Regions from separate parts of the Mus musculus genome. Here regions 2, 3, 4, 5, 6 and 7 are each linked to region 1. The links are chromatin loops, found by intact Hi-C in ENCODE. Cell type or tissue: left cerebral cortex. All regions are shown on one strand.

Evidence for each region. Hi-C counts contacts between places; a loop is a spot of excess contacts. Peaks named below come from ENCODE experiments on the same cell type or tissue, not always from the same donor. Only the 100,000 strongest peaks of a DNase experiment are listed, where the experiment ranks them.
Region 2: a loop joins it to region 1, with 3 times the contacts of the local background. A loop is called at or near these places in 3 of 42 quality-filtered maps.
Region 3: a loop joins it to region 1, with 2.6 times the contacts of the local background. A loop is called at or near these places in 3 of 42 quality-filtered maps.
Region 4: a loop joins it to region 1, with 8 times the contacts of the local background. A loop is called at or near these places in 4 of 42 quality-filtered maps.
Region 5: a loop joins it to region 1, with 4 times the contacts of the local background. A loop is called at or near these places in 6 of 42 quality-filtered maps.
Region 6: a loop joins it to region 1, with 6 times the contacts of the local background. A loop is called at or near these places in 3 of 42 quality-filtered maps.
Region 7: a loop joins it to region 1, with 6 times the contacts of the local background. A loop is called at or near these places in 3 of 42 quality-filtered maps.

What each region holds. Positions count from the first base shown.
Region 1 is chr6:96,114,682-96,118,681 of GRCm38, forward strand. It overlaps Tafa1 (TAFA chemokine like family member 1), which reads left to right. Exons shown (of 5, transcript NM_182808.3): 2 at 953-1,073. The coding sequence starts at 956. It also overlaps 2900060L22Rik. Among named protein-coding and RNA genes, the nearest start is that of Tafa1, 3.5 kb to the left of the region's middle. In left cerebral cortex, CTCF peaks have their summits at 1,707 (motif pointing left) and 2,461; DNase peaks (open chromatin) are centred at 332, 1,109, 1,699 and 2,383; H3K4me3 peaks cover 2,998 bases; H3K27ac peaks cover 2,771 bases.
Region 2 is chr6:96,430,918-96,434,917 of GRCm38, forward strand. All of the region lies in intron 2 of Tafa1 (TAFA chemokine like family member 1), which reads left to right. Among named protein-coding and RNA genes, the nearest start is that of Gm26011, 130 kb to the right of the region's middle. In left cerebral cortex, a CTCF peak has its summit at 1,714 (motif pointing left); a DNase peak (open chromatin) is centred at 1,662.
Region 3 is chr6:96,422,732-96,426,731 of GRCm38, forward strand. The region is part of intron 2 of Tafa1 (TAFA chemokine like family member 1); the gene reads left to right. Among named protein-coding and RNA genes, the nearest start is that of Gm26011, 140 kb to the right of the region's middle. In left cerebral cortex, no CTCF peak of the experiment used is centred here; no DNase peak of the experiment used is centred here.
Region 4 is chr6:96,242,296-96,246,295 of GRCm38, forward strand. The region is part of intron 2 of Tafa1 (TAFA chemokine like family member 1); the gene reads left to right. Among named protein-coding and RNA genes, the nearest start is that of Tafa1, 130 kb to the left of the region's middle. In left cerebral cortex, no CTCF peak of the experiment used is centred here; a DNase peak (open chromatin) is centred at 2,227.
Region 5 is chr6:97,004,674-97,008,673 of GRCm38, forward strand. All of the region lies in intron 3 of Tafa4 (TAFA chemokine like family member 4), which reads right to left. Among named protein-coding and RNA genes, the nearest start is that of Tafa4, 54 kb to the right of the region's middle. In left cerebral cortex, CTCF peaks have their summits at 569 (motif pointing left) and 2,233 (motif pointing left); DNase peaks (open chromatin) are centred at 564, 1,176 and 2,233.
Region 6 is chr6:96,345,606-96,349,605 of GRCm38, forward strand. All of the region lies in intron 2 of Tafa1 (TAFA chemokine like family member 1), which reads left to right. Among named protein-coding and RNA genes, the nearest start is that of Gm26011, 210 kb to the right of the region's middle. In left cerebral cortex, no CTCF peak of the experiment used is centred here; DNase peaks (open chromatin) are centred at 2,085, 2,519 and 3,455; H3K27ac peaks cover 483 bases.
Region 7 is chr6:95,482,980-95,486,979 of GRCm38, forward strand. The region is part of intron 10 of Suclg2 (succinate-Coenzyme A ligase, GDP-forming, beta subunit); the gene reads right to left. Among named protein-coding and RNA genes, the nearest start is that of AY512915, 150 kb to the left of the region's middle. In left cerebral cortex, a CTCF peak has its summit at 1,611; DNase peaks (open chromatin) are centred at 236, 978, 1,616 and 2,976.

The DNA of each region.
Region 1 (4,000 bases):
TCAGAGAGGAAAGGCTGTCACTAACTGAATTCTTATATAGGGGGTGCTTCCTATGACTGGCTGACTAAGGACGATCCTTCAAGTTTGATTAATTTGGCAATATGAAATGCAGCATAAGGTGTTGTTTGGGAAATTGGACAATATGTAGCGCCGTTGAGCTTCTGTAGCTCCTGAGATGCTCATAGGTGCAGATAAGACTGTCAAAGTTTCAGTGCCTGAGAAAAGGTATATGCTCGCCCATATAAATACACACACCACCTGTATATACATATTCATCAGTGCTCCGGCAAATGCCACAATGGGATCTTAGGAGGCAAAGCAATACTGTAAATTATGGCTTGCTTGTAGGGTACATACACAGACCTTGCCTCTGAAACTCGTTCTGGCTGAAGACATGGTGCCTTCTGAAATTCAAGTCTAGTCAGAAAGAGCCATCCTATCGGGAGATTACAACATGCCTCTGAGAAATGATTACTTAGTTTAGAAGGCAGCATTGCGATTAAAAATTCATGACTGTAGAATTAAAAAAAAAAAAAAAAAAGAGCCCACTCTTTTCTTCCAGGCTTATGTCAGACTTGCAATGAAGTTAGAATGAGCAAGTCTACAGCTACTGAATGCCTGGGAAAACTAGTTCATAGATCTTTGTGTAAAACTGAGTATCTCCATGGGCATGTAATGTTTAAGTCTGCCTAGTTAACAGTGACAAACTTTATTTTTGCATTTTGGGCAATCATTGACCTCTGACAGAACTTAAGGGACATATTTATGAGCTTCTGGGAAAGGTCTTCAATTCTACTCCCCATCATGACCTCTACAGGAACGTTCCTTCTAGCCAGCCAAGTAGCAAAAGAACAGGACGACATCTGAGCTGTCCCTTCCCTCCTCCGTGGGCCATACCGCTCCGGGGGCTTGACGCCAGGGGTAACCTGTTCTCATCTGATGTTCTCTTTAGAGAATGGCAATGGTCTCTGCAATGTCCTGGGCCCTGTACTTGTGGATAAGTGCTTGTGCGATGCTGCTCTGCCATGGGTCACTCCAACACACCTTCCAGCAGCATCACCTGCACCGGCCAGGTAAGTGGGGGAGCAGCCTCCCCGGGAGGCTCCTCTAGCCTCACCAAGGTCTTTTCAACAGATGGCAGGATGCAAGTGACAGAAACTGCATCGTGTGGGCAGTTTGCCTTTGAATTCTAAGACATGTTGTGGGCTGGATGCTCTGGGGGAAGGGGAGTGTACCAAAAAAAAAAAAAAAAAAAAAAAAAAAAAAACCCAAAAACCCGCCTCAGAGATATTTCTGTTTATTTCTCCGAAAAGGTGGGTTTCTCTAGAGGAGCAACCCGCCATCCCCCACCCTCTTCCACACACCTTGCTCAAGAGATTGAATTGGTTTTGGACACTAGCAAACTATTCTACAAAAGGTGGGGGTAACTTTCAAAACTAGGGGATTGGGAGGAGACATGTATTCCCTGGGGCGAGTTTATACCTAGTGCAGATACAGTCATTTCAGACTATGTGGCTAAAGAGTCCACAGATGGCGTTAATGACCAGACTAACTTTAGGAGTTGTCAATGAAAAAGAAAAGGAAACAGTGACTTACTATGTCGTGTCTGGTTTAATTTGCATCCTGTCTTCACTCCCTTCCTTTCTTTACTTTTGGTTTCTCCAGTATGTTCGGTGCCCCCACCCTTTTTTCCTCCCTCTGTTGGCAGTTTCAGGAACAAGTTCGCTCTGGCATGATTTTTGAAAATTTCCTTTATTGATTTAATTTTTCCTTTTAGTTCCTGGTGCAGTTTGCTTTCCTTGGCTTCTAACTCTTCCCTTCCCTCACTCTCCGATCTGGATTTGTCTTTCTTTGCCTCTTCAGCTTTTTCATTGCAAAGTCGCTCCAGGGTTTCGATTGTTTTTAAGCTTCCTGGTTGGTTCTCAGAAAGGTTTCTTTCTGTTTTCTGCGTAGCTGTGTTTAGCCTTTGTGTCCTGTCCTTTCGCCGCACCCCCTACCTCAAAGTCCTTGGTGGTACCCTCTGATGGTGAAGTCCAACGTTCCGGGGGACCAGTTGCACGCACAAGTTCCCGCTCTTCGGTTCGTGGGTGCTGCCGCCCCTCCCTCCAGGCCCCTCTCCACATCCTTCCCTGGCCTCCTGCCATCCACAGGGCTTCTCCGTGTGGCAGGTCCGCGGTCTGCATGCTGTCTTTTGTGGCTCCGCAACCTTGACTGTGATTCCCCTGCTCTTGTTTTGGCCTTCTCCAGCCCCTCTCCCGGTGTCTTTTGCTGCCTCCCGGGGCTCAGCTTCCAGTCTGGGGCAGACTGGATAGAAATGGGAGGGTGCATGCCAGCGCCCGCCTGCTGAGTCTGCAGCCCTTAGGTGCAGAGGAGGGCTGGGGGCGGAGGCCAGCTGTCCCCTGTCCCAGCCGCCTTCTTTTTTGTAAGTCGGGTCAGCGAGGGAGAGAGGGGGCGCTGGTGCCCCTGCGGGTGGGCATGGAAACCACTCTGCTGCCGCGCGCGGGTGCTGCTCGCCTGTGTTTTCTGTGTCCTGTGTGCAGCCCCTGGCATGGGAAGCGCCAGATTCCTGCCAGATGCTTCAGTGCCAACATGGAGGGAACACAATCTTTGATTTGGGGATCCCTGAGCTACCTCCAATCACTTAATCGCCAATCTGTTCTGGCAGGAAAAGTCTTCGGCTTGTTGCATAGTCATACAAATAACCTGGGAAATGCGCCTTCTCTGTAATACTTAACAATGAGATAAAAGAACCATTAATCCGGACAGGGCTAAGCACCATGTTCAGGGTTAATTCATACTGTTATTTCAGTCTTTGCATCCCCTTTTCCCAAACAACAGAAGTAGAAGTTTGGAGGGTCTGGGTGACTAGCTTGAAGCCACCCAAAGAATGGCTACCAATGGAGGTCGTGTCCGTGTGATTCTGTCACAGGTTGGGGGGATACCCTGTAGTACATAATATGACTATACCAAGTAGCCTCTTTGAGAAGCATTAGATATAATTTATAACTTTAAGGTCATGTCAATATATGTACCCATTTAAGGGGTCAGCAAATTCTGGGAGTTTGCTGAAGCAAGTGGCAGGTGGTGAGGGCCAGGAACGAGTCAACATCTCTCTGTCACTTAACTTTGCTGATATGACCTTGGATGAGTGACTTTTCATATTTGAACTAATTTACCTATCAGGAGATGGGGGGGGGGACAACTTCCTAGGAAATAGGAAATGCTATGTGCATTGTTGATTTCTCCTACAAATATCAGACATGGCAGACTTTCTCTGTAAGGGGCTGCAACCTGTATCTTAGGGATGTTGATTGAGTCAAATTTTACAGTTCAAACTGCTAAATAAATCTATTTGGCCAGGACAATAGCTTGTTGCTTTTGTTATTTTCCAACCATGAGACACATGACTAAGATATGCCAGCGATTACAACCTGTCTTTATGCTGTGCATGTAGTCATTAACCAAAACCAAAAAGATGTTGTATAGTTTGTAGTGGACTCTCACATAGTGTGTGTCTATGTGCTTATGGGAGCTGGAGCTATTACGTGGAACAGACATTCATATCATCTTAGGTCTTATTAAAATACCATGATTTTTAAAATTGAAAAACAGATACAAGATTCTGACTGAAATTAAACTCATTACTCATGTTTCCCCTTATCTACCATAGAATTTGCTTATTACCAGCCAATACGTATTAGAGCTATACCTTAAATGTTCCCAGGAACTATGTTGCCAACAAGTCTACCCACAAATATTCACTCTTTGAGCCCTATACAGCCTTACTGTAAAAAGGAGGAACTATAAATGCCTCTTCAAGATGCACAGAGATTAAAGTTATGTTGATTTGGAAGTCCAGTGGGTTTTGTAATGTGCTTATTCAACAACTTTCTTAGGATTTCCCCAATAGCTGCAGAGATTAAAATGGTCAATCTTGGCCCTAGCAATCTTCTAAATGATTTCAGTCACTCTTTAATGTGCTCTCCTGTTTTGGGGTTTT
Region 2 (4,000 bases), 320 kb after region 1:
TCTCGGCTTAGACATGCATCCCCCGCTCTCAGTTTTCACAGCCCAAGACAATTCTTTCTTAGGCTACATATCAGTGATAATGTTGTTCTTTATACTCTCTGCTTCCAGAACCTGGACTAAAGGGCTAGCTTATAGAATGTCACCAGTGTGGGTGAATGTCCTTGAGCCATTATATGTTGAAACTGGGAAGCTAAAAATGATAAAGGGATAACACATCAGTAGGTATTTATTTGTAGAATCAGAAGCCATTGAGGTCTAAGGGATTTCCAAAGTCATGGACTGGGCTGCCTTAGCTTACTTTGAAAGACAGACCCATTCCCCAAGACACAGGGTGGAGTACCACCTTGTGCACACCGTCACAGTCTGAGCTAGGACCCAGTTCTCCTGCCTTTCCATCTAGTTCTATACTATTTAGATTCCTTTTTGTGTTTTTCTTCCTCCTTGAACATTATTTTGCTTCTTGTTACCATTAGGAATTATACAAGGGGGTGAATATCTTCCTTATACTGTTTGGGAAATTTGTTTTACGTGAAACCTTGTTCTTTCTTTATAATTGCTTAAAAGATTTGGATGTAATCTGTTCTAAGCAGGCTTACTGTATGAAAGATAATTGAATTTAAACCTTTTGAATGATGATCTTCACTAAAAATGCATTGTATAATGTTCATGTTAATAAAGAAATGGAAGCCAATAATGTAAATTCATAGGTAGAAAACATAATCCATAACACTAGCAAATGCCCACTGAGTTTTTAAAAGATTTATTTTATTATTTTAATTTGTGTGAGTGAATGAATGTCCCCTATGTGGGAACACTTATGGAGGCTAGAAGAAGACACAAACCCACTGAATCTAGGGTTACAGGTGCTTGTCAGTCATAAAACATGGGTGCTGGAAACTTAACTTGGGTCCTCAAAAAGAGAGGCAAGTGCTTTTATAACCACTGAGCCACCTCTCCAGTGCAAGGCTCCACTTAGAGGAATTACTGCAATTCAGACATCCTGGAGCACAGTTATTTTATTCTCTCTCACCATCACTTCTTAGCAAAACCCATTCAAGAACAGTTGATGTGCTCTGGATTCCTTTAAAAATACTGGAACAACTCTGTTCATTTTAATGGCACATAGAGGTAGCAGAGAAACTGATTAATCCCACAAAGAGACTAATCACTGCATATAACTTCGGCATGTAGTAAAATCAGCTTCTTGCCTATGGTTTTTCAAGTCAAAGTTGAGCACTGACCTGTAGTTATTGTTGCTGAAGCTGAGTCATGTTGAAAGGAAATCTGGTCAACAGAAGAAAATACCATCTCAGAAAGAAGAGAGAGAGAGGTAGGGGTGGGGAGAAGGAAGGAAAGAGGGGAAGGAAGATAAGAAGGCAGGAAGGAATTGTATAAGCATTGTACAGTTTAAGTATGTGTCAACTTGGCACATTATCAGCAGAAGATCCAAGGCTTGTGGACTCCCTCCTGCAACTCTCACCCTTAGTTTAGAAGCTTCTATCTTCAGCATCTGATGCTCAGAGAGGGAACTCATTCACCGCTGCTCAAAATTCTAAGAATAAGCGACTGCTCAGTGCCCATCCCCAAACAGGATGTCTATGCCGCCCCCTCCCCTACTCACACTCAGAGCCCCAGGAAACAGCACAGAAAGGCTGAAAGGACTTTGGGAGCTAAAGGATGGGGAGAAATGTGGTGGAGTGCCATCTTCTGGATACACTGTGGCCATTGCAATCACCACACAGCAGCCATGACTGCCTACAGAGTAGTTGCAAATAAGGAATTGGGAATGGAACATGAGGCTAGTGTTGCATCTAGTTGGGAAGAAGAGGTTCCACAGAAGTTGGGAGGAGATGAAAGAGGTAGTGGAGGTGAATATGATCACAATGTATGTATAGAAATATGAAATTGTCAAAACAAATAATTTTAGAAAATAAAAAGAAGGCAGGGGTTACAGCTCAGTGGTACAGTGCTTGCCCAGCAAGTATGTGGTCCTAAGTTCACTGAACAGAATTAAAAATCAATGCAAAGGTGAACTAACTCAGCAAGCATAGTAAATGGTTACAGGCAACTATGACATGAGCAAGGTAGCTGCAAACCACTAGAACAATAACTCAGCCAGGGGCTATGGTAGAAATGTCTAAAGGCAGGTCTGTCTTGACTGAGGCATAGGGTTTGGGTAGGGTTTACTAGCACCTAGTAGACAGAATACTATATCACTCAGGACTACTTGGTTTCCAGCAAAAGCATTCTCTGTCCCCAAAATGTCAATGCGATGAAGTCAAGGAGAATGCCTTACATGCTGTATCCACATGCTGCCCAAGTGACCCACTGCTCACAGTATTCAGATCCTGTCACCTAACCCACAAGGCCAACACTGATGTCACTGATTGTTACCACTGAGGACCCCAGTGAAGTTAAACTCATTTCTAGCTTGTTTAGTGCAGTCAGTAAAAATCACTTTTTCTAACCCTAGCCTCAAATTGATTCATCATGCTCAAAACAGACTAAGTGTTTTCTTTTCTTCAAAGTTCAAAAGAGATGTGTCTGTATTAGAGGGATTGAATCTTTCATTCCAGTTTAGTATTCCAAAGATGGGAGACACTGGCTAAGCCTTGACTCGGATCTAATTTATCCTGCTGAGCTACTTAAAGTCTTCATTATCATAAAAATAATTGGTTATTTTCATAGTAAGACTACAATGGTTGTTCGCTTTGATACGGCTTTGTAATGAGAATATTACTGAAGCTGCATTTCTTCTAAAAGAATGATTTTTACCTGAGTACTTCATTACAATGTGTGCATGTGTGTGTGTGTGTGTGTGTGTGTGTGTGTGTGTGTGTGTGTGTGTCAGGGGTTGTGGGGGTATGGGAGTGTTTGCCTATGTGTAGTGGGTATCAACCTGTTAAACAAATGCTTCTATTGAAGAAGTATAATATTTCAATTCTCATTCTTGAGCAAAACAAATTATTTGAATCATGGTGTTAGGTTATACAAATAAAAATTAAAATACTATTTTGGCATCCTTCCTGAGGTGACAGCTTGAGAGCAGGGGTTGGGGATGTGGTCACAGGATGATTCTTTGGCTCTTTGCATAATTTTAAAAGATCAAGGCCATGGTTCTTAATCTGTCAGCCTGCAGATCCACCAGCTACACTCTACCTGCTCTGCTTGGAGCAGCAAGGGGCTGGTTGCTGCTCGCAGTCCTGTCCCAAGTCCTGAGCACAGTGGAAGGGATCAGCAAACAGGAAGCCCTGATAGAGTTGGGAAGGAATTGTGGAAGGGAAGAGCAGAGAGCTTCCTTGTCCATTCTAGGACACCCTGCTGGGAAGGCCTGCTGGAGTTCCACTTTCTCATGCTGAATTCTGAAACTCAGTACTTACTTAGACCACCTCCTCCCACAATCCTTCTGACGGAGGTCTGTGTCTCCCTGCTATTATCTATATCTATTCCAACTTCATTTTAGTTTCAAACCACTTTCCTTTCTTCTGTAATTCCTCCTCTGATGAGAGTCAGGACTCAAAGATTCTTCTCTAGAATCTGACTTCACTTCCTTGGGGCAGGAACTGGGACAGAGAAAGCATGTGCCCCAAGAGTAGATACATCCTTAGAAGGGACTAGAGTCTTCTGACATAGCATGCTTTCTTTTCGTGTGGACAAAGAGAGTGTGTAGTAGGGAGACATGGGACAGACCTGGCCTTTGAATTTGAAGCTACAGAGTAGAGTGGAAGTTACCACCTTTTCTGCTCACTGCAGACAAAACAAACTTTAGTTTTCAGGATGGATCCAGATCTCTGACCTGCCCCTTCTAGCTGTATTATGTAGGCAATTCAGTTAGCTTATCTTCCTTTGGTCCCCTTTTCTATTTAATAGGGAGCAAACATCTCTTAATTAACAGAGTTATGCGTTATCCATAGTCTGATTCAGAGAATTGCTTTGAACATTGCCTGGCCCATGGCAGAAGGAACTCCATAGCATTATCATTATTGTTTAGCTTCTTCTT
Region 3 (4,000 bases), 310 kb after region 1:
GGGACTCATAGTTCCCTCTGTCACTTTATTGATTTTAAGATACTGTTTTTTCCATAAGTATTCCAAAAATAATTATACATTTAAAGTCATTATGATGAAATAGTCCACCACCAAGAACACTGCATAGTTGCACTGAGTGGGTTACAAGTGCTAAGAAGGCTTTGTTTCTAAAAATGATTGTGTTCTGCACAGGGTGTAATATCCAGGATCTGACCTTATTTTGCCTTCAGCCTTCATTAATATGTTATCACCCCTACAGGGTTCAAAGAGTAAATGTTTTTAGTTTAGTTTTATCAAATGGAATGCATATATATGTATGTATGTATGCATATATATATATGTATATATATATATATATATATATATATATATATATATATATATATACACAATTGAATACACGTGTGCTCTCTTCTACCGTTACTCCTCTGTAATCTCACCTCCTTTCCCAATGAATTTACTATCTTTTGCACAGACCTATTAATCAGAATGGCTAGTGTAGTACGTGGATGCCTTCATAAGTCTAAGGCTTTTGAAGGCCAGTCTCTTCTCATAAAGTCTGGTTCCTCTTTGGAGCCCTCACTTCTCTTCTGATACATCACATACTAACACATATCATTATCTATGAAGGCATATGTGATGATGGACTCCTATAACCCCTGCACTTGAGAAACACTGTCATATGCTAGGCATTATAAAGCAGTGATGCCTTCCTGTTCTACTTCTCTGTCTGTTGCTGTGATAAATACCATGATTAAAAGCAACTTGGGGACGGCAAGGTTGACTTGGCTTACAGTTCCCAATGGCTGTCTTATAATTAGGCAGGAACATGGAAGAACAAGGAGGGAAACTGAAGAGAGACTAGAGGGATACTGATTACTGGATTACTATCCAATGCCTAGTTAATGTGTTTTTGAAACCCAGGACTACCAGTCTAGTAATGGCACAGCCCACACTAGGCTAGGCCCTCCCACACCAATCATCAATCAAGAGACTACCCCACAGAGTTACTTACATGCCAGTCTGTTGGGAGCAATCCTACAATTGAGGTCCCTTCTTGCCGGATGAACCTAGCTTTTGTCAAACTGACAAAAACCTAACCAGCAAACCTCCTTTGTTTTGCAACTGCCCTAAAAAGCCAGGAAAACAGACTGTTCTCAAAGCTAATCTGTGAAAACAATTGAACTTACTTTATTAGCTTTCAACCATACATATTGACTTCAAGAAACTTTTGTTTTAATTTTTGACATTTCTTTAGACATCTTCACAAAGTATTGACTCTCTCATCTAAGTTTAAGTATCTCACAGGAATTCGTCCCACATTGAGTTTCTTTAGCGACTCTCATGAATGGGCAACCTCTCCAGATGAGACTATTATACTAAATCAAGGGGAAATCATGGGCTACAATTCAACTTTCTTGGTTCTTCCAACCACTTGCACTATTTAAGTGCAACTAGATTCCCTGCATAGGGGCTCCTCTATCCCCGCACACAGATGCAGAACTCCACAGCCTTGCTTCTGCATACTATTAGTGCCTGGCATCCCTTGAAGGTTCTTTTGTCATTTGGCTTTTCCCCTGTCACGACACAAAGTCTAAACAAATGGATGATTTGTTCTGCCCATTCTGCTCACCAGCGCAACCTCAGTGTGCAACTCAAGGCCCTGCTCAGGATATGTGCTCACCACTAAAACTAAAGCATTCAGGCCAGAAAACCACACTCTCACATGGGCTCTGTCACAGCTCCAAATGGCCACGAAAAACTTGAACTCTTCTCTACCTAAGACAAAAACATGTTCCTAAGAACATGGTATGCAACTATGGGAAAGAATTCAAATGTTCCCTGCAGAATACCAAAAGATATTCCCTGCATAATTACAGTTTTCACATGACTCTGCAAATTTCTATTCTCTTTGGGGCTGGTTTCCTACAGGATTCTTTATTTGCCGTGGTAGAAAGGTACAAAGAAATGTATTAGCCTACAAAACATGGAACCCATTAGGAGGTTCCTGCTTTAAAGCAGGTCCAATCTGGTCCTCGGGTTATGACAATAAGACTCAGGTTTTCTCTTCATTTTCATACTTCATACCCTCAGTCTGGCGGGATGGGAGTTCCAGCTGCTCCAGGCATTACAGAGTCTCTCTCTTTTTTGTGGGAAGAAGAAGTTTGTTTTCCTGGAAGCCAAGGCTGCTGCCAGACCATATGGCTCATTTTTGCAAATTAACAGATACCTCTTGCTCCAAGAAATCATCAAAGTTAATGCAGGATTTATTTATCAATAAAATTATCGAAACATGCACAAAACAACATAGAAGTCATCACTGGAAATCATGGAGGATATACAATTTGTCATCGAAATGAAGTACTCAAAGACATCATTATGTGTTAATTTTAAAAAACTTGCTATGTCTGAGGAAAGCAAACTTTACTGTTATTGGAGTTTTTCTGTGCCAACAATTGAATGTTCGAATTTACTGTCTTTCCAGCTTTCGTGGAAACTTGAAGGTTTTTTTTTGTTTTCTTTTGTTTTAATTCTTAGAAGTCAAGGTCTTCACTAGAGATAAATATCAACAAAGTTAAATCCAGTTTGAATATTTTTAAATAAAATATTTGAGCCACCTGTGACAGTAAACATCTGTAACTCCAGCATCTGAGAGTCTGAGACAGGAGGATCAGAACTGGAGACCAGCTAGGACTATATTGTGAGACCTAGTGTCAAAAAGTCTAAACAAACAAGCATGGGGGTTTTTAGACAGGGGATTATTACTGTGAGTATTTGACTAGTTTATCAGAAATGTCTCTAAATGTAGAGAGATAATGGATGTGATGCTGTTACTGAGTCACAGTGCTTCCCTCCCTATTCTAGAATTGTGTTTCTTGGGTCACTTCAGTTTATGGGTTTGATGGTGGAAATGGTCTGTGTTCATTATGGTTTTACATATCTTATTCTCAAATTCAAATTCAGTTCTGGATCATAGGTGGTGTGATCACTGGATTTATGTTCGAAACAAGTAATGTTTCTATTCTGGAGAAGTCAATGCTCAAAGATTTTGATATATATATATATCTTTAAAACTTTGCTTCGTTTTTCTCCTGCTTTTGGTGTGTGTGTGTGTTCATGCATGCCTGTGTGTGTGCATCTGTGTGTCTGTGTGTGTGCTCTCAAGTACCATTTGTGCACGATGTCTGATAGTTATCTTATGGCTAAGGAACTCTCATTCTTTAAAATATCATATCAAATTAAAACTAAGCAAATACACACGGAAACAAATCATTCTGAGAGCGTACCATCATCTGCCCTCTGGAGTCCACTTTGGAAACTCCTTGTTCACAATCTCCTGCTGCATGTTACTGTGTGTGTTTGCTGTTGCATCGTGCAGCACAAATATGGCTAGTTCAAAGCACAAAGCTCAACACAACTTCCTTAGAACCAGTCTTTACTTTTACCCACTTGAAAATTGTTCTACCATGACAAGTTTCTTAAAACTAAACATCTTAATTCCATCTTCCATAAAACTTGTTCAAATAATATATGAATCATGCCTGCTTAAGTAGAAAAAGTTCTAGTGAAATAAGAAAAAACAAATCAAACTAAGACATCATAGTATGAACGCAGCTCCTCAGTTGTAAGAGCCATTTGCAGTAAGGAACCCGGATATCTGTATACAGCTCTCATGAAAGGAGTAAAACACGCTGCAGTCCTTAAGCCCCTTGTCCCTAACTGGGCAGCCTTGGGGCATTTGCCTACATGACTCACTGTGAGGTTTTAATCTTAGTCTGGGCTTTGCCACTCCTGTCAGATCCTGGTGGGATTAAAATCAGCCTACGTTAAAGGCTATGGGTGAAAGGGTGTTTTCTTTTGAAAATTAAGTTACTAATGTTAGCCTGAAGAAATGACAAAAATACCTGTACTTTTGACCCCAAACACATAGACTTGTAAGAGGAGTCCTCTCCCTCACCATTGAAAAAGCAGTAATTCCTCTCAGAGTCTGAACCACCAA
Region 4 (4,000 bases), 130 kb after region 1:
GTTCATTTCCAGGGCTTCCCCACTAAATGCAACACAAAACCTAAACATGTAGCTCTTTTACTATGCTGCTTCCTAGAATTCACCCAAGAACTATGAATACTCTGACCTACCTTCCTTAAAAAGCCCTCATTCTCAGAGTGACCTCAGCAGGCTTTTGTAGATGTCACCTGAGTCTACTGGGCAGAGAGAAAGATGGCTGAAGTGTCCTAGGTTAGATTCCATATGACTGTAGAGTTACACAACCATGGATCAGTATGTAGAACATTGTACCCAGACTGTCCTTTCCTTCTTCCTCTAAGATCCTTAGCTTTAAAGTCTGAGAATAATGAAAGGAAGACAAAGATCAGTGTCCAGCAGTACTTGGTTAAGATCCTACTTCCTCGGGCTGCCAAACTGTTGCATGATGGATAGGTGACACTGGCATGCCCCGAGTTGGACATGATTTTAATGAACTCACAAAAATACCTTTTCAGCCCAGCTGTTCCTACTCATGATTTCTGCCCATGATTAACTCAGTTTTGGAACCACCCACAACATGTGATGGGAAGGAAGAAGGTTCCAAGGACCTTTATTAAGAAGGAGAGCTTGAGTGGCCAGCAAGACAGCAGAGAAGACTGATTGCCATCTATCTATTCTGCTTCTTCTCCACGACTCATGGCCTTCTTCATGAATGTCATGTGGGTGTGGTAGAGGCACAATGTCAAAGTTGTCAGGAGCATTGTGTGAGTATAGTGGCTTCTGTGTTAAAATAACATGAATTGTCTATTGCCAAGGTTTGCATTTGTATAGTTAAAGGAAGAGATAGAGTGTTTACTAAATCTACCCCTTAAAATAAAACAGTGTTAGAGCGGAAACCTAGCAGTACCCCTTATGGAACACAGGACACTCACTATGCCACTGTTTTCTCATGTGTCTGATAGGCACTCCTTACCCCTGAGCAAGTCATGTGAAATGACCAGTGAAAGCATCTAGTATAAGGTGTGGATTCAATCACATTAGTAGTTGTAGGGGTGGTTCTGATGCTGTCCTGTTCTCCAATTGGTTCTTGATCTGTCAGTAAAGAAGTCATGGGTCAACTGCTAGGTGGAAGGAATAGACAGGACTTCTGGGTCCCTGGAGTAAAGGGGCAGACCATCTATCCTGCTGGTTTCTGGTTAATTCCTTGCCATCTCAATCAACTTGGATAAAGTTTGCTCTGATGGCACAAGGAGACACATGACCAAGGCATGAGCAAAAGAGAATAAATTCTGATTTCTCAAGTGGCTTTGGGAAATCTCTTTTGTCAGCTGGCCTTGACAGTCAAAGGATGTAAGTGTGGCTGACCTTGAAGCTGCCTCTGCAGGAAGCCTTGATGAAGAATGCAGCCCAAACAAAAGAAAGACAACCATAGAGACCAGTTTGTAATGACTTATTTTGAGAGCTGAATTCTTCCTCATTGAGATAGCTGTTTAGGTATCTCATCTGTGCTTAATAAGGATGCATAGACATCTTCCTTCTTATTCCTTAAGGTAGTTGGAGTCCACTTTCGGTTATCTGTCACCAAAAGAGATGTGTTCAGTAAATGTGATTCCAACTCAGGTATTTTCTACCTGGGTCACTGTGCCCTTTGCCGTGATGTAACTCTACAGAGTCCCTGTAGAACCTGAGGTTTCCAAGGTTCTGAAATAATAACCAGATCTTACTGACATATTATGGAGAGAGAGAGAGAGAGAGAGAGAGAGAGTGAGAGTGAGAGAGAGAGAGAGCGAGAGAGAGAGAGAGAGAGAGAGAGAGAGCAGAAGTAGGCTCTGTGAGTGATTTGTTTCATATACTTGGAAGCACTAGCAATTAGTGAAACAATTTAATTTAAAAAAAAAAAGATTTATCTCCTTTAGGGGAATTAGGACCTGATAAATTTGACAAACTTAAATAAGTTGCTCAAGGTCTTATGCCAGCCACTAGTGAGTAAATATAGAGCTATAATTTTCACCTGCATGGAATAGAAAGGCAAGCTGGGAACCTCTAACCTTCCACATACAAGGACGCTCTACATTCAGCCGCCTTCTTTTCTAGTGGTGTGCCCATAGCTCTTCCCTTCATTCTGTTTCCATGGTGCACTGTACATTGATGTGCCTTGAACATTCTGGCATTTGCATGGGGGTGGGAAGCCTTCCTCCAGACCTCAGCTTCAGATGCTGCCCACCTAACCATCTGTGGCAACAGATTTGTGTGTTATCAATTAAAGTCTAAAGGAAGTTGGCAAAGCCTCCTACTCTAACAGGATGGGCTAAAGACGTTCCTGTTAAGACAGAAATGGGTTGTGTCTATGATGGTGGTGCCTGGTAGCTTTCCAAGAACACTTTAAATATACCCCATGTCATGAATCGCCTAGCTTGCATTCACTTTCAGACATTCTTCCCAGAAGTGGCTCTCTTCCATAAACTGGACCTGTGCATAGCTGGACAGGGCTGCCCCGTGGAAAGCAGAGCAAAATGCAGTTTGGAGAATCCAGCCTTGTGAATTTCACATTGACATTCACTTAGGAAATTACCCCTTTTTAAAAAAAAATCTGCAAAATCTTCATGTATCTATAATTATAATGCTGAATTCCATTTACAACCACAGAGTCCTTGGTTGCAGCTGCTCAGGAAGACCATGCAGCCCTTTGAGCTGTCTCCCTTGGGCACTCCAACAGAACTAAGTACACGGGATGGACCGCAGTTCTAACCCAGAACTCAGTCTCAAGCCCATGCTTGAAATCTGTGAAAAACAAAAACTTTTATAAAACTGGATTAGTGAAATATCCATGTAGAGATAATTATGTTGATCATTTCTTATATGTTACTCCCTATGTTAGATCCCTATGTTAGGGGTTAGCAATATGTGATTTCTGTTCTGAAAGCATTTAACAGTTACTAAGACTATCTGGTTAGTCTGTATTATTATTTACAAAGGTTTTTTTTTTTTGTGGGTGAGAGAGATTACTCAGCAGTTACGGGCACTGGCTGATCTCCTAGAGGACCCATGCTCAATTCCTAGCACCCCTATGGTGGCTTACAACCATATGTAACTCCAGTTGCAGGGGATATATCACTCTCTGTGGCCTCCATAAGTACTGCACACATGTGCACAGACATCCATTTAGGCTTAACACTCATACACATAAAATGAAAATAAATTAATTTTTCTAATAAAGACTTCTACAGTGGGTTATGAAGCAATGTGTTCCTGAATCACAAGAAATTTAGTCTCAGTATAGTTAGGCCCGTATGGCACAAACATTACATTGTCTGCCCTCCTCCCAGCTTTACCATTGCAAAGTATTAACTATGGGCCCAGAAGACTCTTTGTTGTGAGGCCGATCTCGGGCATCTCATCATCCTTGGAAACAGCTAACTTAGTGGTAACCTCGGTTTTTCAGTTTTAACAAAAAAGGGCCTTCGTGCATTGTCACATGTCCCTAGGGTGATTGTAATGAGGGGGACTCACTCCAGGATGTGAAGCACTGAGTTAAGCTAAGATTAAAGATTAGGGGTTTACAGGGAAATAGAAGAAATGACTTCTGGTCTAAGTCCATAGTAAAACCTTCTTCCCAATGTTCTCTAAAATGGGGTGAATTTTATTATCTGAGAGTACAGAGATAGTTATTGAGAAGACTCATTCTTGGAGACATAGAGGTAGACTAAGTCATCTCTCAAGATCTTACATGACTCTTGAATTCTATATCACTTTTAAACTCATAGCCTAGCCCAATTCCAATCTGACCCTTTAACTGTCACTAGAACTAAACATTGTGCCTGATAGGCAGCTCATCTTTGGCATGCCCTTTATGTCACCAGAAGCCAGAGGACTTTATGGTTTTTTTGTTTTTTGTTTTTATTTTTCAAGATCCTTTTGTTTTTGAGCAAACTTGGCAGAACCACTCTTTTATGAAGGAGGAAAAAAATCAAATTTCAGGGCTGTGGAAAAATAACTTTCTGTGCTCCTAGGTTCCAGAATCGACCATTTGTTAGAACCAAGT
Region 5 (4,000 bases), 890 kb after region 1:
ATCCAGCAGATACTTTTGAAAAGAAAAAGATAACAAAGGAAGAAGAACAAATACATATAACATGTAAGAGGAACTAGTGAGATGAAGGCGCTCAGGTAATGTACTCCATAAACCAGGAAAATATCAATACCTTTAATTCTAACACTTAAGAATACAATGCTAAGAATCAATTCCCTAGCCAGGTGTGGTGGCTCAAGCCTTTAATCCCAGCACTCAGGAAGCAGAGGCAGCAGATCTCTGTGAGTTCAGGGCCAGTGTGGTCGACGTAGCAAACTCCAGGCCAGCCAGAACTGTACAGTAAGAAACTGTCTCAAAAACAAACAAACAATAACCAAAAAAAAAAAAAAAAAAAAAAATCATCAACTTGAATTATTGTCTATAGTCACCTGTAGCAACATCCCACTATCGATTTTTCAAGAGACAAGGGCCACGTGTCGATTTTGAATATATGTTATTTAAAAACGTATTAGTAAAATTAATTCTACCGTTTTCTTTGTTGTTTTAAAGTAGCCATAAAACATTGGAGGGGCAGGGGGTGCTGTTAATCTAAGCCTCGCTTGCCCCCTAGTGTCCAAACTTGAGCAGTGCAGGAAAATCACTTTAAAACTGAAATAACGGCAGCCGAAATATGCAACTTTATCACTGGGAAAATTAACACGAAGAGTTACATACAATTACAGAAATTACAATTTCCATAAAAGTGATTAAGTAGAAAAGAGCTAGGTCACAGAAGAGTATCCGCAGAGTGACTGACTGAAGCACGGGGCGCTACCACAATGCAAGCAGTACTTCAAAGGAAGAATTAAAAGAATTCAAACGAAGTTAAAAATAACACAAGACACCAAGTCAACATCACCTTGTGTTCTGTATTGACATTTATAATAGATAAGACAATAAAAACCTGAAGGTCTTCCATGCACAGAAAGAACACAGAGCCAGCGCGTTCTGTGAGCTCCCGAAGCCAAGGAAGCCCTCTGTACTGTCAGGCATCCCTTTTTCAACCCCAGGAGGGTCACTTTTAGTCTCTTCCACTATCCCCAACCTTCAGAAGATAGGTCTGAGGCCCCAAAAGTTTCCGGGTTTTGAAACTAAGATTGAAACAACTGAAGCGAGACACCTGCTGCCAGTGTGGCCCTGAGCCCAGCAGATGCAAGCAGCGCCTGTGAGCTCCCAGGTAGAAAGGCATTGTAGACCTTCCGTGGTTCTCTGCATCCACCCCGTTCTGCAGCTTGCAGCCGGTCGTCCAAGGCTAGCCTGAGCTACTCTGCTCCCCAGCAGAATGAGGCCTCTTTCTAAAGTCTGAGCAGAAGCTCGGTGTTTATACAAACTAAAAGTTACTGTCTCCATTTCATTAGCTTTCCCAAGGCAACGATAAACAAGAGTGGTTTGGTTGTTTGGTTTGGTTTGGTTTGGTTTGGTTTGGTTTGGTTTGGGTTTGCCTTGTTTCCTTATAGACCATAAAGCTTCAAGCCTCTGAAGACGCCTATCAATCTCTCCAGGGAACCCACAGCTTCCAGCCACTCCTCTGGTGCACGACATCTCAGAGTCTGTCATCTGCATCCCTCTAACTACAAAAACAGTGTCTGCTTCTGGTGCGTTTGCTGTGTGCTAGCCCTTCCTCCTGTTTCTCCTCATTTACTCGTTCCCATCACCTGATAGAAGGTAGGTGCAACTATTATCCCATTGTATAGATGTCGAAACATGTCCAGAAGGGTTGGGTGGCCTGGATAGGGTCACACGGCCAAGAGGGGCCAGACCTAGAGCCATGTTTGACCCCAGCCCCCAGTACTTGGTCTTCTGTGCTGCCTGGTTGCTGGGTGGGCTCTGGTTTTCCTGGGTCTTTCTGTGAGGAGTATACCAAATAGACACCAGACAGGCACCAAGCCATTCGGTCAGACAGCGCACGTCTGGGGAAATGGAACTATTAAAATGAGCAAAAAAAAAAAAAAAAAAAAAAAAAAAAAAAAAAAAAAAACCCGTAGCACCCAAATCTCCAACTGCCTCCCCTCAGTTAGAAAAGTAACTGCCTGTTTTTAAAGGTGAAAATGTAGCGATATCCCCTAGAGACAATTCCTATGATTTAGGAAGCTTTGTGTGTGTGTGTGTCTCAATGTTACCATGGTTACAAAGGACCAAACTTTCACAAGCACCTTTAAACTGTTAATTCCATCGGTCACTTGGGTTTCAGGAACCACCTCCCAGCCTGCAGCCTTCCCAAGGCGTTGTTTGCTGCCCTCTTGTGGAGAAAAGAGGTTACTGACTGGGGGAAGAGCAGAAATAGTGGATTAAAAAGTGACATTGTGGGGAGGACCCTACTTTCCAATTTAGAGGACTCATCCTGAGAACTGACCCATCCTCCCCGTTGCCTGAGGTGACCAGAGATTTGTGTGTGTTCTCTTGCCCAATCAGGATGACCAACTGAATGGTGAAACACCAGGGGATCAGGATTTTTTGTGTGTTCTTTTTATTTCTTCAAAACACAATTTCCAGTCTTATGATTGCAATGTCATTTGCCTTAAGGAAAGAGTCCTAATAGCAGAGTGTGAAATCAGGTGAGTATCCTTATTTAATTATTATCATATATTTATTGTCCTATATGATGGCTCTTAGGTATTTTTGCCCATACTCTGCCCCAACCCCTGTTACATGCATGGTTTCTAATGTTTGAACTTAAAAATTTGTACAACTAACAATGTCTTCTTTCGAAAGCATCCATACACCCCCACCTTCTTCCTCTGCTCCTGCCTTAGCCTGCTGAGTGGAAAACACCTCCTTTGCTATACACAATGGCCAACAAGCCATGTGCTTAGTAAGGTAGAAGGGTTTGGGATGAGACAACTCCTCACTGGCAAGCTTTAGCAGACAGGGCAAGGAAAGGCCAGGGTGGAGAATAAGTTCTGGAAAACTTCATCAAAGATGACAAAATAAGTATACAGGACAAGCAAGTTAGCTCAGAGAAAGCCCTCACTTACATAGCGACACAGCCAAGGAGAATAAAACCAGCATGGTCCACTGGCACACACACACATACACACACACACACACACACACACACACACACACACAATCCTGTGTCCAAAAGCAACCTACGACTCCTTATGGCACTAAAACGTACGCCACTCTGTAGAGATTTAGGATGCTAATGAGACATGGGAGGAAAGCTAGACCTTTTTTATTATCAGCCCACATTCCCACCCTCAGAAGGTTACTAATCTCTCCATAAACCACCTCTTCCTGCTGCGATTACGTTTCTGATCAATTCTTTGTTCTGAAACACAATAACCTAGCACCCCAATATCAGCCAATGTCCCTGGGCTGGAGACTTTCTGGACCATCTCAGCCAGGCGCCTGTGGCTGACTTTACAACAGTACTGCACTGTCAGATGTCCTTTGACACATGTGCAGTGGGGTGAAGATGGCCGAGTTCCACATCATCACAGGACACGGTCTTCCCCTCTCCTGGCCCCTGAGTTTCCTGTCACCTGGGGGCTGCAATGATAAGAAAAGTGACATATGGGACAAGAGGGCTGGCTCAGTGGTTAAGAGCACTGGCTATTTTTCCTGAGGATCCAGTTTTGGTTTTTTGTTGTGTTTTTTGTTTGTTTGTTTGTTTTGTTTTTTTTTTCTCACAGACCCCACATGGTGGCTCACAGTGACCTGTAACTCCAGTTCCAGAAGATTCTGGCTTCTATGGGCAGTGCGTGCTCATGGTACGCAGACATATATGCAAGCAAAGTGCCACATACATAAAATAAAAATAAATAAAAACTTTAATACCACAGAGCCACTGCAGGGCAAAACGTGCTTTCTTCCTCTAGTAGACATTAAGGAAAAATGTCCAAAAAGGAATAGGAGTTTACAGAGAAGGAACAAGGATGCATATCATCCCATTTTCTGGGACTGGGGCCTCAATTTACAAAGAGTTTCCACTAATCAACAAATAAACAAGGAATGTAACCAAAGGGAAAACAGATACAGGATAAAAATAGGATTTTAACCT
Region 6 (4,000 bases), 230 kb after region 1:
TGCCCAATGTAGGTGCTGGGAACTGAACAAGAGAAGTAAACATTCCTAGCTGCTGAGACTGTGTTCTTGCCTGCCGACCTTTAGATAATTTAAGAGTTCCTTCTTCTTTACTTTTTCCTCCTCTTCCTCATCTTCCTCCTCTTTGTCTGCTTCTACTTCCCATACTTCTCTTCCTCCTCCTTTTCCTTCTATCATTCCCTTTCTTTTATATTCTCACACACACACACACACACACACACACACACACACACACACACACACACACACACTCACACATGTAAGCATATATCCTAGTATCTCTGTTTATGTTTCATGTAGTAGCAATAGAGCTAAAATAAAGCACATGTCATTAGGAACTCAGGGTGCTTCCACTTATTTTCCTTTGGACAAGAAAAAAATTAAGCAACACAATTATGTTTTGAGTTGTGGTAAGAACCTTGTATGAAAAACGAGGAGAAGAAATGAAGACAAATTAGAACATAATTACGGGGGCTGAAATTCACCCAGTCCCTTTCAACCTTTCAAGTTGGAGACAGCGCGAGCACACATGAACTCGGAGAATGAATCCAAACACCACGTTATTTCCTACATAGGGAAGCCTCTTAAAGGACTGCAGGGAAGCAGTGATCATTTCAAACCACCAAACGAAAGTGGAGGCATGAAGTTGGAGGCTTAAAGGGATTCAGAAAACTAATGGTGATCAGTTCTACAACAGAGTGTTAAGTTTGAGTTGTTTTTAAAGATTAATTTTGATTTATGTGTGTGAGTTCTGCATGTGTGTGGGGCCACTACATATACCACAGAGCAGGTTGGATCACTTGGGGATAGATTTATAAGCCATGATGAGCTGCCATATGTGTGCTGGCAATTAGCTCAGGTTCTGTGCAAAAGCAGCAAGTGCTCTTAGTCGCCAGTCCATCTATCTCTCCAGCTCTCCCTTCCAGCTCCTGGCTGTCCCCTCTCAATCCAAGTTTAGACAGACATGGAAAGTCTCTCCCAGGCTCTGCTTAAAACCACATTGAATTCCAAGAGTGTGAATTTATTGCACAATATTGGTAGTATCTGGGACTTTTCATTGTATTAAAATGTTTCTTTGTGTTTTTTTTCTTCCAACCATAAATGCTTCATCAAGCTAGATCTGCACATGCAAAGCGATCCCTCCCAAGGAAATCTTCTCTGGCTGGCTCTAACTTTATAGGGAGGGGATAGTTTTCTTCAGGGTTTGTTTTGTGGAGAAGATAGCCAATGGTTGAACTTGGAACCCAGTTCAAAGATACACAAGCATGTTGCTTGCAGCTAAGCCTCCAGGATGGAAAACTTTGGTAGACTGCAAACTATTTTAGCAGATTCATTTGAGCTTTACTCATTTGGAAAACTGGGGACACTAAAAGAGTAGTTTCTTAGTGGTTCGTTGTGAAGTTTAAATTAGATATCAGATCCAATGCACTGTATCATATCACCTGGTTGTGGCAGAAATGCCTGATAACTAGTAGGTGTGTTATTGGTAATCATACTCAAAAGTGTTTCAAAAGAAAATGCACCATTACTGTATATTTTTGGTTCTATGACACAGTGACATGTGGCTAAACACTTTTAATTGTTGCTTTTGTTCTTGCTTAACTGCTTAGTAATTAATTCACTTACATGCCCATCTTTCTGACTGCACCATGTGTTCTTCAGAAGTAAACTAATTACTTTTTGTCAGTGTACACAAGCTTTATTGCCTGGAGGCAGCTCTGTTGTTGTTGTGATTGTGGTTTTGGTTGTGGTTGTGGTTGTGACTGTTGTTAGCAAAACTCACTTTGGAAAGTCCTTCAAATCTGAAATAAAACCCTGTGGTTAGGTGTTCAATTTGCAAAGGAAATAGACACAGAATAGAGTGACACCTCTCCATCTCTGCCTGTATTAAGCCCTCATTCAGCCTTAGGATCAGAGAAGAGAACTGGGTAGAAGCAGAAGGCAAAGCAATCTCTGAGAAGGAGCGATGGGGGTGTTAAAGAAATGGTGCTTCCTGAGTTTCTTTGCCCAGGATGTTTCTCCCCCACATTCTCCTCTGTACATGTGGCCACCCACTACCTTCCCCCTCCAATATGGCATCTGACTCAACCTTTGAAAAGCACTGGCTTGATTCCTCTCAAAGTCAAAGAATCTTGGCCACTGACTTGAGAGTTTGGAGCCAAGTAGGCAAAAAAGTCTCAGTGGCATGTTGTGCTGGGGTAACTTCACGACTTCTGCTGATCAATTCCCTTTAGGGTTTCTGACAAGAGGATACTAGCCATTCCCTGCTGCTCTTCTGAGTTTCCAATATGTTCAGCAATGACAGCTTGACCTCTAGGAAATAAATACATATATGATGTCCTTACAAGCTTGCTTAAAAGTGTAGAAGTTCTTGTGAAAAGAGGAAGAAGTCTCTGGCCTGTTGTCAAAAAAATGTCACCCTTCGTCAGTTCTCATTGGTGATGGTTGACATCAGGTTGGTCCATCCTCTTACAGGAGCCACAGCGGCAGTGCAAGACATCTTCTTTCCTGTCTTTCCAGAAGATGCAATGTGATTTTCTATTTTGTACAGAGCCCGGAAGTTAGCATGGCTGAGTTAATTATAATGCAGTCCATTCTGGGTTGTGCTCACATGTACTTTCTCAGAGTAATGATGTTTGAGTTGTGGACATGTGAACTGCTCCTAGCATTTGGTCCTTACACCAGAGGCTACCTGACAGCTTCTCCGTGTTCTTTGTGTCCTGTTCAACCTCTTCCTTTTATCTGTACATTGTAGCATGAGTTAGACTTCATTTCATCACCCATATAATAGACAAACTTATAATTCCCCCAGACTTTCAGCACATTTGACATAGTTTTATCAAAGAGAGCCAGTGGTTGGGTTGGCTTCCATTTTTGTTATTTAACCATGGTTGTATTTATCATCTCCACACAGTAGAAAGCTCTACACTCCCCCAAAGCCTAGAGCTGTCACATCTGTTTTCTGTGAAAATTTACTATGAACATTTCCATCACTAAGAGAAATAGGAAAATGGCAAGAAGTGACTACTGGCATTGGCCAAATATTTATGCCAATAAATGGATGAGTTAGAATATCAAATACCTAACACTAATTAGTCAACAATTACCCTAAACAGCTTGCACAGTTATCACTTTCCTTGAGTTGCTCTATTACATATCTGCCAGTCCACCCATCTAATCCATCTTAATTTTTATTAACAGCTGATTAAAGTATGATTTATATTGCAGAAAAAGTATTTACTTCAAAGGTAGAATTCATTGGTTTCTTTTACTAGAACTCACAGACTGTGCAACCTTCACTACAGCCCAACACTAGCACATTGCCATCATCCCAGATGTTGCTTGCTCATTTGCAGTCAGTGCCTCTACTCCTCAGCCCCAGGCAGCTCATCTACTTTCTGTCTCTATAGATTTGAAAAGCCATACATTGTAACCAACGTTAACAAGACTCCGTGGAGTGCCTCTAGACCATGATTTCCAAAATCACCAACGTAGGAAAAACACTGGCCAGACTCAAGAGAACTTGTGTTCCTAGGGGGCCAAGGTTCTATAGCAAAGACAGTTAATCTCCCCATAAAGAGCCTTTCTCTCCACTTATACTAACTCCAATTCTTTAAATCCAGAAAATTAGTTCTTTCCCATTTTACTGATGAGAACAAATGAGGTAAGGGAGAGGAAGAAGGCAGAGGAGAATGTGGAAGGGAAGAGTTGGTGGAGATTGGCCACAAGTTAGGGGGTCATTGTGCTCATCCCTTGACTTGCACTGAGGCTGGCGTAGGATAGACAGTGCTGTGGTCCTTACAGCAACACCGGGGTTGAGGGATGTAGACAGATTATGTAGCAGCTGTATTTCCATGGGTTTTCAACCACGGCGGTGATTGCTTGAACAGATTCCCCACAATGGCATTTGAGAATGGAATCAAAGAGCAGCAGTGGCAGGTGTTTGGAAACTGAATTTGGAATTGGCCTCCTACAGAAAGCA
Region 7 (4,000 bases), 630 kb before region 1:
ATGTTCCAGCTACAGCAGGCTTGTCAGATGTGCTGCTGGAGCACTCAGTGATCTCTACATCGCAACAGGGATGAGCCCTGTGGGGCAGCTTAGTGATATTTCCCACAGCCTGCTACACGTCCCTGTCAGCGCTGGGTTTGCTTCTCAGGGAATCTTGCAGTATCAGCTACATGTTACATGTGAGCTGACAGACTGGGTAAGGACAGCCACAGTCACAAACGATGATGCCTGAGGACAGAGGTTTGGACAGATCCTTCTCTGATCATTTTGAAGAGCTGAGGGTTCTCCAGAGGCCTTGGCAGTGACTCCATGTCCTGGCATTCCATTTGCCCTGGCTACTCTCCAGGGCAGGCTCTAAGCTGCAAACAATTCTCTTACCATGTGGTGAGCCAAGTGAAGAGAGTCCTCACACTCGAGTTATGTTGATGGGTGCAGTCGGGGAAACGGTGAAGGGAGCCTTCCCTCTACCTCCTGGCGGCATCTTCAGTGCCACACCAAAATACCTAATTGCTTTATAATTTCAGGATCTACTAAAGCGAATTTTAATTATACTTGCTGTTATACTTTAATTACAGTCTTAATTATTAAGCACATACTATCACACTTGGAAGAAGCAGGGTGTGAAGGGATTGTAACACTCAAAGAGCCCAGGAATAAACTGGACTGCACTGAGAAGTGAATCCAGAGAGAGCCGCCATGAGCAGACGGAGGTCAGAAGGAGGCTGGGGGGAGGCCAACCCAGGACACAGGTGAGGAGGACATCATGGGGAACAAGCCAGAGAAGGATGAGCATGTGAGGAGAGAAAGGCAGGGTGAGGAATTGGGGAGCTTGCCATGTGGCCTCCGCACTTGCCCTGTCCTTTGTCTCCCTCTCTTCCCCTGCATGGCTAGGCTTTGCCCGCATCCTGGCCTGGCCAGCAATTACTACCATTTGCTTCCTCCTTCTGGTTGAGGAAGCAGCTGGAGGGGAAAGAGAAGAGAGATTGCAAAGAAAAAGGAGCCAGTAAAAATCAGGTCATGGGGAGTGAGGATGCCCTGGGCAAATGCTTGTGAGTGTCTCCATCTTTGGGGGAATGGTGTTATTGGCGCGTTTGAGGCTTCTTTCTGACCTCCATGGCTGACATCTATTCCAAGCCCCCTTTCTGACTTTATTTCTAAGTAGAAACCATCACAGCCACTTTAAACTCTGACATGGAATTAAGTGTTCTAAAGAGTGTGTTTATGCCCTGCACACAATTAGGATGGGGACTGATCACTTTCCCACACTTAAATGGTGCTGCTGATATGCTTTAATATTTATTAAATGCTGCCATGCTTCTCAATGGGGCTGCAGGACAACATGCTAATAACCACCCATACACATAACCGATCAACCCGCACAGCTCAGCTGGCTGTCACTTCTCAACTCTGGCTTCTTGACCGCTGTCTGGCCATGTGGCTACCTACCCACTTCCAGGCCTTGAGAATGACAGCGTGTAGAGAAACAAAGGGGGCACTGGCTCAGCACAGACTCCTACTCGGCTGCTAGCAGACATGAGAAAAAGAAGCACATGAAGCAGGTAAAAACGTCTCTGCTTCCAAGTGGTCTATAGTGGCTTCCTGCCACTGGGTGGAGGAAGAGAGCTGTAAACAGAGATGCAGGGGTAATTTATCAATCCACCCTGTGCTTTCACCATGCAAGAGAGAGGACACTGGGCAGGGCTGACAGGGTTTGAGTGAAGAGATGCAGCCTCTGCCCTGCCCCAACTCAGGCTGGCCTTTACCCCAGGAGCAGAGGATAACACTGTCCAGTGCAGACGCCTCTCTTGAATTACTGCTTTTATAGGCATTCAGATGTGCGTATGTGTGTATGTATGTATGTACATATGCATGCATGTATGTTTTTATATAAATGTGTGTGTACACATGTATGTCTATGGAGGCCAGAGATCAACACTGAGCATATTCCTTGATCACTCTCTACCATATGTTTTCAGACAGGGTTTCTCACTGAACCTAGAGGTCAATTTACCAAATTGGCCAGACTGGCTGGCCAGAAACTGGCACCTGCTTACCTCCCTTCACTGTTACCTCCACAGCTCAGCCCAGCCCAGCTCAGCCCAGCCCAGCTCAGCCCAGCCCAGCCCAGCCCAGCTCAGCCCAGCTCAGCCCAGCCCAGCCCAGCCCAGCCCAGCCCAGCCCAGCCCAGCCCAGCCCAGCCTAGCCCAGCCCAGCCCAGGGGTTACAGGTGTGAACTCTGCTGCCCCTCCTGCTAACATGGGCTCTTGGGATCTGAACTCAGGTCCTCATGTTTGTGCAGCGGGCTCTATACTATAACTAAGTCAACTCCCTGGCCTGATCATTCAGGTTTTTGCTCCTTTTAAAAGAATACAACGCCACTATTAAGTACATATTGACTACATGTTACCAGATTTTAAAAGAGACTACGAAGATAATATTAAAAACAGTATAAGCTTGCTGTCTATGTATGATTACTGGTTCTTAAATATCATAAAACTCAATTCTCAAAGCAAATCTAAAAGCAACATCATTTTAGCCCAACTTCACAGATAAAGTACCCAAGGTACCAGGAACTTAGCAGCTGACCTAATGACTCCCAGAAAGTTGGAAGATAGAAAAAGAGTAGAGTTCAGATTTATCTGAAATCAAAACCACACGCTGGCCATGTACCATAGAGCACCATGCAAAAAAGAATGCTGGTAATTCTTTAAGCTAAGCCTTCACTTCATCTCACTGGGGGAAACTGAGGCTCAGGTACTAGGGAATCTACTTGGTCAAGCAATCAGTGAGCTATCACAGGCCTGATTCAGCCTCCTGTTCTAAATCAGGGCTGGCACACGCTGGCTTTTAAGCCCAATGCAGCCCACAGTCTCTTTGCATGCTACTTGTAAGCTAAGAATAGTTTTCATATTTTTAAATAGCTGGGCAAAAAATCAGAATAATATTTTGTGATACATGAAAATTACATGAAATTCAAATTTCAGTGCCCATAAATAGAGTTTTGATGGAGCAGGGCCAAGCTGATGCGCTCACAGGCTGCTGATTGCTGTGCTCTGCAACACCAGAGCTAGGGCGGTGACACAGACAGTGTGGCTCACAGGGCCTGACAAGGCTCAGTTCTGCTCGGAGGCTTCCTTTCTTTCCTTGGAGTAGAAACAGGACACACTCTACAAAGCAGTAGGTTCCTGGGGTCCGGTGTCCGTGGGTCCTGTTCCTTCTTTCCAGCCATCATCAGACAGAGCACTGTTGTTTAGCCAATGTTTGGAATCTCTTCTCTCTTGTTATTCCTTTAGTAATGGAATGATTCCACAGACATACTGTGAAAGAGACCATGGACACATTTCCATCCACAGTAGCTCCAAAGAACATAAGCACCTAGGAATAAAACTCAGAAAAGAAGCAAAGGCACCACAATGAACTTTCAATCTCTGAAGAAAGACACCGAGGAAAAACTAGAAAATGGACAGGATTAGTAGAAATAATATTGTGAAAAATGATCATCCTAACAAAAGCAATTTATAGATTCAATGCAATTCTAATCGAAATTGCCAAAACATTCTTCACAGAAATAGAGAAAGCGCTGTGAAGAAGTATTATGACCAAGGAGACTTATAAAAGGAAGGATGTAACTGGGGCCTTGCTTACAGTTTGGAGGGTGAGAACATGACTATTATGTCAGGAGCACAGCAGCAGAAAGGCAGTCATGGCGCTGGAGCAGTGTCTGAGCGCTTACATCCTGATCCAACGCAGAGAGAATGCAAATTGGAATATCATGGGGTTTATAAACCTTAAAACCCAGCCCCAGTGCTATACCTCCTCCACTAAGACCCCAAGTCCTAATCCTTACCAAACAGCTCCACCAACTGAGGACCAAACATTCAAAGACAGAAGCCTCTGGGGCCATTCATATTCAAATCACCAGAGGAAAAAAATCCTAAAATTTTCATGGAACCACAAAAGGCCCCAATAGCCAAAGCTATTGAGTAAACAGCCGTGAGTA